Linked DNA regions of Homo sapiens: region 1 is linked to region 2. Evidence: chromatin contacts called from ENCODE Hi-C or POLR2A ChIA-PET data. All regions are on one chromosome and are shown on one strand. Each heading gives the region's core, a stretch centred on a gene start or an enhancer-like site at or near the end of the contact. The rest is flanking DNA. Distances are from core to core; before and after follow the strand shown.

Evidence for each region. Hi-C counts contacts between places; a loop is a spot of excess contacts on that map. ChIA-PET counts read pairs that join two places held with the same protein, here RNA polymerase II (POLR2A). Pooled maps may share reads with other maps.
Region 1: a loop to region 2 is called in a pooled map, with 2.8 times the contacts of the local background. The contact joins the promoter of RTN4RL2 here to the promoter of CTNND1 in region 2. A Hi-C loop is called at or near these places in 1 of 50 pooled maps. POLR2A ChIA-PET finds 5 or more read pairs at or near these places in 6 of 52 experiments (BJ, HepG2, WTC11 and 2 more).

Annotation. Positions count from the first base shown.
Region 1 is chr11:57,459,053-57,463,445 of GRCh38, reverse strand. It overlaps RTN4RL2 (reticulon 4 receptor like 2), which reads right to left and starts at 2,918. Exons shown (of 3, transcript NM_178570.3): 1 at 2,550-2,918. The coding sequence starts at 2,580. RefSeq lists an enhancer at 668-1,206 and silencers at 2,642-2,911, 4,011-4,070.
Region 2 is chr11:57,759,816-57,764,031 of GRCh38, reverse strand. CTNND1 (catenin delta 1) reads right to left here and starts at 2,230. Exons shown (of 21, transcript NM_001085458.2): 1 at 1,913-2,230. All of the region lies in intron 2 of TMX2-CTNND1 (TMX2-CTNND1 readthrough (NMD candidate)), which reads right to left.

The DNA.
Region 1 (4,393 bases), core at 1,669-4,168, 300 kb after region 2:
TTTCATCCCTCCACTACTTCATGGACAGAGGAAAGCCCTTTGTAGCAGCCTCCCCCACCCTCTCTGCTCACCCCCTCCTCTAAAGTCAGCAGGGGATGGCTAGAGCTGCAGGGGAGAGTACAGCAGGGTAGGAGGAAACCAAGAAGCACCTATTTTGTCCTAGGCACTGCATTTGTACAGGTTAACTTCTTTATACATTGAACACAACACACATAATCCCCTGGAGGTCAATATTGTGGCCCCCAATTTGCAGATGAAGGAAGGGAGCCCCAGAAACATGACACAGTGGCCTCAGGTCATGCAGCTAGTACAAGGTGGAACCCAGATTGGAAAAGAGGGACATCAAGCCCATGTCAGAGAGACACTCTGATCTTTCTTTAAGAGGTGGCCACATCCTCCGCAGAAACCACGCCTGAATGTGTGAGACACTGCCCTTGAGGTAAAGACAGGAGAGAAATTGCACCCAGGTGCCTAGGGCTGGGCCAGCCACAATGCTGAGTCTGTTTGGCTATTCAGGGTCAAGGCAAGGAAGGGACTCCAGCTCTCTCTGCAACTTTCACCTCCTAGGCTTCCAGTTGCGGTTGTTCTAGAGTAGTGATTACATGTGGGAGTCAAGAAGAGATGACCCCTGTCCAGAATATATGGCCAGAACTGACCAGGGGAGGGAGCCAAGAGAGGCCAGAACATGGTATTGATCCCGGAAGGCTGAAGTGTCCAGAGCCAAAAGTATCTGTTCACTGAGGGACCACTGTCCAGGACTCTGGCTATCAAACCTTGGAGTACCAAGGCTCAGAAACAAAGTTCTCAGCCCACAGGCCACTCTTTGGGCCGGAGGCCCCTGTAGAAGAAGGAACTTGAGGAGAAGAAAACTGGACCCAAAGTAGGGGGCAGGATCCAGGCTACCCACCCACAGGGCAGAGTCGCTGGTGCAGAGTGGTCCCAGGAAAGGATGCTCCCTGGAAAGGCAGCAGAGGCCTCTCGCTCTGGAAGGAGGGGCACAGGGTCCCAGACGAGAAGCAAGGGCTCCACACCCAACGGGCTGCTTCAGGGAAGGGCTGGGGCCTGCGGGCAGATGCTGAGGGGGCAGGGGCTGAGGAGGTGGGAGCTGAGGAGTGGGATGGAGGTGGTGGTGATGCCAGTGACGCAGGGGCCTGGGGAGGCACTGACGCGGGTGACGGAGGTTTAGAGCTGCTGCAAACAGCTTCTCACTCTGCCAGAATGTAACACCCCAAAATAAGCAGCCACCGTGGTGGCGGCAGCGGCTGCAGAATCCAACGTCCAGGCCGGATAAATAAATGGCAGCACAGGAGCCAGCCTGTTTGCCCACCCTCGGAGGCTGTCACTCCCCTTCCAAAGTCCTCACCCTCTGTCCCTCACAGCCACCCCCAGGGCCCTGAGCTCAAAGCACCCCCCATCTGGCCCACCAGCCACTCCCTGAGAGAAGAAATGTGGCAGGCAGGCGCTTTGGGAATGGAGGGCTTCCCACGTGGAAGTGGTTACCAGAAGCCTCTTTGTCTCATCCCTGGGCAGCACCCCCAATCCCCAGTCCCTCTCTCTCAGCCTTTCTCTTCCTCCTCCTCTTCCCTCCTCTCCAGCCCCTCTCCCATCCATGGTTCCCTGTCTCCAACCCTCTTCGCCGGTTCCTGATACCCCTTCTCTAGTCACCATCCCCATCCTTCTCTGGTTTCTGATCTTTCCATTCTCCTTTTCCATTCCAGTCCCCAGGGTCCCAGTCCTGATTCTCTTTCCCGCTACCTCCATCCCAGGATTCTGGGTCCCTGTCCATAGTCTTCTTCCCATCCCTCCCCTGATCTGGTCTTTCCTCTCCTTCCCTCTTCCTTGGTCTTCACCTGGGTCCCACTTCCCTCCACGCTTTTCCCATCTAACCTTTATTCCTTCTCCCCCTCCCCCGCTCCATCTCCCTCCTCCTTTGAGCTTCCCTCACCACTTTCTCCATCTTTGAGTTCTCCTTCCTATCCCTCTCCCCCTGACCCCTCCCCACCCCACCCCCAGTCTCTGGCCCACACCCTTATCTGTCACTCAATCAGTAGAACTATCCTCTTTCTAGCGCCCTCCATCTCTCCTACCAGAGAGGGCCACTTGGATTTCCCTCTGCGCCTCCTACCTCCCCAGACAGCCCCCTACCCACATCTCCTGTCTTCCCAGGTGGCCAGAAAGTGCTGAGGCACCGGGCAGGAGGAGTTGCTGAGTCGGCGCTTCCCCAGCCGGCCCGAGTCCTCAGCGTCCCCCGGAGCAGGTGGAGCGGGGACAGCGGAACCTGAGCCTCCCTCCCCGCTCCGGGCCGGGTCCACCTGCCCCCTGCGTCCCACCTCGGTCACGAGCTCCTCGCACGCGCCCGCGGGCTCCCAGCCAAGTGCCCTCCTGCTGAGAACAGCCCTGGCGGCGGGGGCGCGGCCCCAGCGCTGAGCTTTTCCCCTTCCCCAGGTTACCCCACCTCCCCAACTGCCCCACCCTCAATCCCTGAAAGAGGGGACGCCCTGCTTCTCTCCCCAGGATGCCCTCCGCTCTCCCGCCGCTGGCGTTCTTACCTTGCAGCAGGCGCCTGAGCCCGGGCAGCATCTTGTCTCGATGCTCGGGGGAGGGGGCAGCGGGGGGAGGGCGCTCCCACTCGCTCCCTGAGCCCGCCGGATGCACGGCGGGGACCCCGCGGGGCTCCGGGAGGGCCCGGGAGTCCCCGGGCTGCGTGGCCGGGCCGCGGCGCTCTACCCTGCGCCGCCCGGGCTGCGGGCCTCGGGAGGAGCCATCGGCCCCGACGGGACGGGGCGGGGCGCGACGGGGCGGGGAAGGCTGGGGCTGGCCGTCGACGCCCAGCGCCCGCGCCCCGCTAGCTGCGCTGTCCGCTCGAGAGTCCGTCAGTCCGTCTGTCCGTGTGCCCAGGCTGCTAGCCGAGGGAGAGTGGGGACAGCGAGGAAGCTCTTCCCAACCACCCCCACTCCTTCCCGCACTCGCTGGCTCCTCCCTCGTTTGCTGGCTTGCCGACTTAACCCTTTCTCGACCACTAGGAGGCGGGAGCGGCTTTCTAACCCCCTCCACCCCGCCCCCCTCCCCCCCGCTTAAGCGACCCGGAGGACTGTGTTCGATCGTCCTCGCGGCGCCACTCTTCTAGAGAAATCCCTTCTTGGGGGAATGCGGTAGTTTAGAGGAACGCCGTGGACTTGTCCTGTTCCCCCCTCCCAACTTTCCAGGAGAAGATGAGCTTCTGGGTCACCCCCTCCCCCGCCCCCAGCCGCGTCCCTCGCGCCAGTGTCCCAGCCTCCAGCATTTCTGTCCCCTGGGACAGCTCCAAGATTCCACTTTTCCTTCCACTCCCAGACCTCAAGCCCAGTGTGCGACTATAAGAATAGTATATGCAAGAGTTTGTGCGTGCAAGATCGAGTGCATATGAGCGTGCACGTGCGCGCAAGGATGCTTGTGCAGGTGTGACTCAGGATGCTTGCCCGTTACCCTTTGTACGGGCTTGGGGAAGCGGGGGGGGGGGCACGTGAGTGTGCACACGGGTGAGCCGCTGAAAGTCCGCCAGCGTGCATGTCTGAGCTGGTGGGAAACGTGAGGCTGTGCGAGGTTTTGCGCTTGCGATCTTGGGGATGGGTGGAAAGAAATATGTGCCCGGTGTGTGTATGCCCCTTAGTGCATTTACAAGCGGGTGCGAGATGGGCGCGCGTGCGAGTGTGTGCGTTTTTTTGTGTATGTATGATGTGTCCGGGAGGGGAGACCTTATCTCCCGCGGGGGTGCAGGAGAGGACCCAAAGCTGGGGAGAAGACTGTTGGCTTCGCGTGAACTTCCTCTACCCCCTTTTAAAGAGGGGCGGATTATGGTCTCACTGGAGCCCCTCTGGCCCTTCATGGCCTGGTCACAGGCGGTATCAGCAGACCCATCACCTAGGCACTTCCCTACAAAGGCTGCAGGGCGGTTGACCCAGGTCTTGACTCGGCCCGGCGCGTCCGCGGAGCCGCCCCGGCGTAGGATAGGCTCGGGGCCCTCGGGGGAGCCGCTTCGGGTACGGTGGCCAGGCAGCGCTGGCGGGGTTGGGGCTGCTGGAGCCTCAGGTGCGGCGGTGCCGGGGCTGCTGAGCCCCCTGGGCTGCCGCTCCCGCGAGCACAGAAGCCCCTCGCCCCGCTGCCCGCGCCGCGGCTCCTCCTTTCCTATCCGTGCCAGGGTCCAATGCAGTGCCTGGCATACAGTCGGCTCTTGATAAATGTTGGTCTTATTCTTCCCATTCATTCTCTGCTCCCTCCACGGTCTCTCGTTCTTCTCGCGTTCTCATTCGATTTCTCTGGTTTTCTCCCCCGACTCTTACTCATATTTCGTGGTCTCTGTCTCTCTGTTCCCTCCCTCCCTCACTCTCTCTCGGACCTTTTCTGTCTCTACTCG
Region 2 (4,216 bases), core at 981-3,480:
CCAGTGGAGGTGAGGTAAAAGACAAATCTTCCATCTTATCACCCCAAAGGCTCTGTACTACACACCAGTCAAAACAACCCTTAGTTCGTGGAAATAGTCCTGGACACTAGGTTAACTAGGATGCTCACTTCAGCTACACAAAGCCCACTATTTAAAGCTAGACCCAAATCACCACCACTCAGTCATCCAGAACCTATTTTCAAACTGCCTTTGTACTCCTCCTTCAGATTCCCTCATCCCTCCCCCTAAAGGTTGAGTGGGAAACAGACACTCTGGAAGCAACATGACCAACACTCTAAAGATCCAAGAAACCTCCCCAGGCTGGAGTCAAGGCAGAGAGAACATTTGAAAGAAAATTTGGAAAATATTAAACAAGAACTACAGTTCAACAGCCTATACACATTGTATTTTTTCTTTCTTTTTAACTGTACTTGTTATAATTATGAGATTCAGACATCAAAAATTTCCTGCAGCCTTTGCCTAGGTTGTATTTGAAGGAGGAACAAAGTTCTGTTTCCTCCTGAAGCCACAACTTCACAAGGATGAAATCGTCTTTCAAGAAATACCCTCATTCTAGAAAAGAAATTCAAGGAAGTCTAGTCTTAAAAAAATTTGTGGCAGGGGGGTGAGGGGAGAACGAAATCAGATTATTAAAGATCCATACCAGTTTAAAGCTAATGAGCAGCTTACACACTAAAGCCCATCTTGTTACAATTAGGACAGCATCTATAATTTTCAGGCGGATTCACATTTTCAAAAAGAGAAGAGAATACCCTAGTTTTTCAGCTACTGATGAGTTGGCTATATAATTATCTAGAATCCGTACTTTTGCAAGAATGTATTTGCAAAAACAAAACAAATCTTAAGATTAAATATAAGATATGAAAGCACAGTCATGGGCCTTCAGCTCTAAGAGATTTCAGATTTCATGGTAAATTAACTAAACAATAAATTCAACTCCAAAAAACAACTTTCAGGTTGGTTTAAAAATAAAAATCTCCCTTGTTTTCTGAAATGTATTTTAAACACTAAACTTTGTATAAATGGTTTTTCTAAACCTAATTTTATTCCACCCTTGGCCCTTTCAGAGTGCAAAAAGCTGAAAATATTTTCAGGTATGTTGCCACTTTACTCAGGTGAAATAAAAAGCATGATTAGAATTTCCTTATCCCTTTAAACACATAAACCAAACGTTATCGTATTTGCAGATTTAACAAACACCTCCACAAATCTTTGCTATCAAAGGTAGTTTAGAAGGAAGAAGGAGATGGCAATTCAGTTAACATGGTTCCATTTGTTTTCTTTTATAAGCCAAAGAAGGGAGACTACATCTAGCAGGAGAATGAGGCTCCCACCCACCGCACCTGGAAAAGTAAGAGGGATCCACCCAGGAACAGCAGGGCTGAAACCGATACGGGCCGTTCAAACTCTCTGGGGGAAAAACAATACCATTTACACTGCAAAGCTCCCTGCAACTTTCCACTTCCACAAATCCAATGATAAAAGAAAAAAAAAGTTTTAAACATATGAAGAACCATCGGTATAACTGGGTTCCGACACGGACAAATTTCTTTCCCAACCCACATGCAACATGCCAAAAAACCAACTTTTGATTTGGGCTCTGAAAACAGAAATATGTTAGCTTAATCCAGAAAAATAAATAAATAAAATCAAAGAACACACCAAAATGTAAATTTTCAAACCTGCTCTTACCCCTCTGGATCTATTCAGCTTCCTGTATTAAAGAGACCTAGAAGTTTGTTTCTAGGTCTTGTATATTTTACCTTTTTAAATATAATAAAATACCAAAATCTCCCCCGCCAAAGTACTGAAAGTAGAAAAGAAAAATAATTGCTTAAAAGTTACTCATCAGCATAACAGACTCTCCCGTTTTTTAATTCCCTCCGGTTACCGTAAGACAAAAATTCGACTTGCTTATCCTCCTTTTCCCGTCAGTACATACATTTTCTTCAAAAGCCACACACCTCAAATGTGGAGTTCTAAAAATCAGTCCTTTAAGAAAGAAACCCAAGGCTTCGCCAAGGTGCTGAGAAAGACAAATCCAGCAGGGCAGTTGATTTTTCGCCACCTCTTCCTCCTTTCGGGATCTTTCCTGCTCTTCTTTCTCTCTCTCTCCCTCTCTCTTTTTTTTCCCCCTCAGATCCAACACCTAAAATGGAAGTTGCACCCAGCCAAAGGCAAGGGAGCCTGGGTGGTGACAAACTGATCTGGCAGCCCTACCCCCTTCGCTTTCCTAAGTGATGTCAGCCCCTGTGAGCTTCCAATAGGAACCAGGCATAAATCAGGGAGCTGACCTTATCCAATAGGAAACTTTATTATAGAAAATTAAAAAAAAGAGAGGAGAGAAAGACAGGGGGAAGTTTATACATATATATATTTATATTTATATATTTATATTTAAAGTGGAGAGACTGTACAATCTCTGAGGAATTACTGCAGAGCTGAGGGGGGCGGAAGAGGCAAGGGAGACAAGGAACAAGGGCTTTTTAGAATGGTACGCCTAAGTCTCAGTTCTCTTTGATGATGAGTTCTTGCTCCCTCTTCTGTACTATCCCAGTGGGGAAATAGAAAAGAGCTGATTTTACTTGCCTGCTGCTGTTTGGTTTGTTGCTTCCTACCCCAAAGCATTTCCCTAAAGGAAGACGGGAAAGAAAGGAGAGAGAAATCCTAAAAACAGGACTACTATATGTTGACTGGGATGGTAGGGGATATCTGAGGTAAACTCAGTTTCACTGTTTTGGATTAATTGCATTAGAGCTATTTTTTTTTTTTTTTTTTGAGATGGAGTTTCGAGCCCAGGCTGGAGTACAATGGTGCGATCTCAGCTCACCGCAACATCCGCCTCCCAGGTTCAAGCGATTCTCCTGCCTCAGCCTCCCGAGTAGCTGGGATTACAGGCATGTGCCACCATGCCCAGCTAATTTTGTATTTTTAGTAGAGACGGGGTTTCTCTATGTTGGTCAGGCTGGTCTCGAACTCCTGACCTCAGGTGATCCACCCGCCTCGGCCTCCCAAAGTGCTGGGATTACAGGCGTGAGCCACCACGCCCCATCTAGAGCTATTTTTTTTTTTAATGCCTAGACTTGTTAACAGTTTTAATCTCCATACTTTGAATTAGAAGGAAGCAGAATCCACTGGGCTGTTAAAGAAAATCACTGTCTTCCCAATTTGTCCCCAAATCAAAATAATGTGGGTTTGTTGGAAAGAGGAAATGAAATCCAATAAACAAGCAATATATTTAGAGGGAATAACAGCATAGGTAAAGAAAGTAAATCTCATGTCAAGAACATTTTATGCCGGGCGCGGTGGCTCACGCCTGTAATCCCAGCACTTTGGGAGGCCAAGGTGGGCGGATCACCTGAGGTCAGGAGTTCGAGACCAGCCTGATCAACATGGAGAAACCCTGTCTCTACTAAAAATACAAAATTAGCTGGGCGTGGTGGTGCATGCCTGTAATCCCAGCTACTCGGAAAGCTGAGGCAGGAGAATTGCTTGAACCGGGGAGGCAGAGGTTGCGGTGAGCTGAGATTGTGCCATTGCACTACAGCCTGGGCAACAAGAGCGAAACTCCTGTCTCAAAAAAAAAAAAAAGAACATTTTATTTCTTTGTGAACTTCAAGCTTAAGATGATCTAGCTTATACATTCTCTTTTTACATTTGACCTAAATAAAGGATTATTGGGGTATTATTTTTCTGAGTTAGGACATATTTTTAAACTGTTAGACCATGATGGACAGAGGCTGGATTTTTTTTTTAACATGCTTGACAAAGATTAGCATTTTATGGTTATTCCCTGATTACTAAAACAAAGACAATGATGAATCAAAGATTTCCTTCTTCTTTCTTACTAATCTAAAACTTACCCTATAGACTGCTGCCAAATGAGTCTTCATCAAGTTATCAAAATCTAGAATAGAAATACGAAACCTTGGCTGGGCACAGTGGCTCACACCTGTAATCCCAGAGCTTTGGGAGGCCGAGGTGGGTGGATCACCTGAGGTCAAAAGTTCGAGACCAGCCTGACCCAACATGGCGAAACCCCGTCTCTACGAAAAATACAAAAATTAGCCGAGTATGGTGGTGGGTGCCTGTAATCCCAACTACTCGGGAGGCTGAGGCAGGAGAATCGCTTGAACCCAGGAAGTGGAGGTTGCAGTGAGCCGAGATCATGCCATTGCACTCTAGTGTAGGTGAC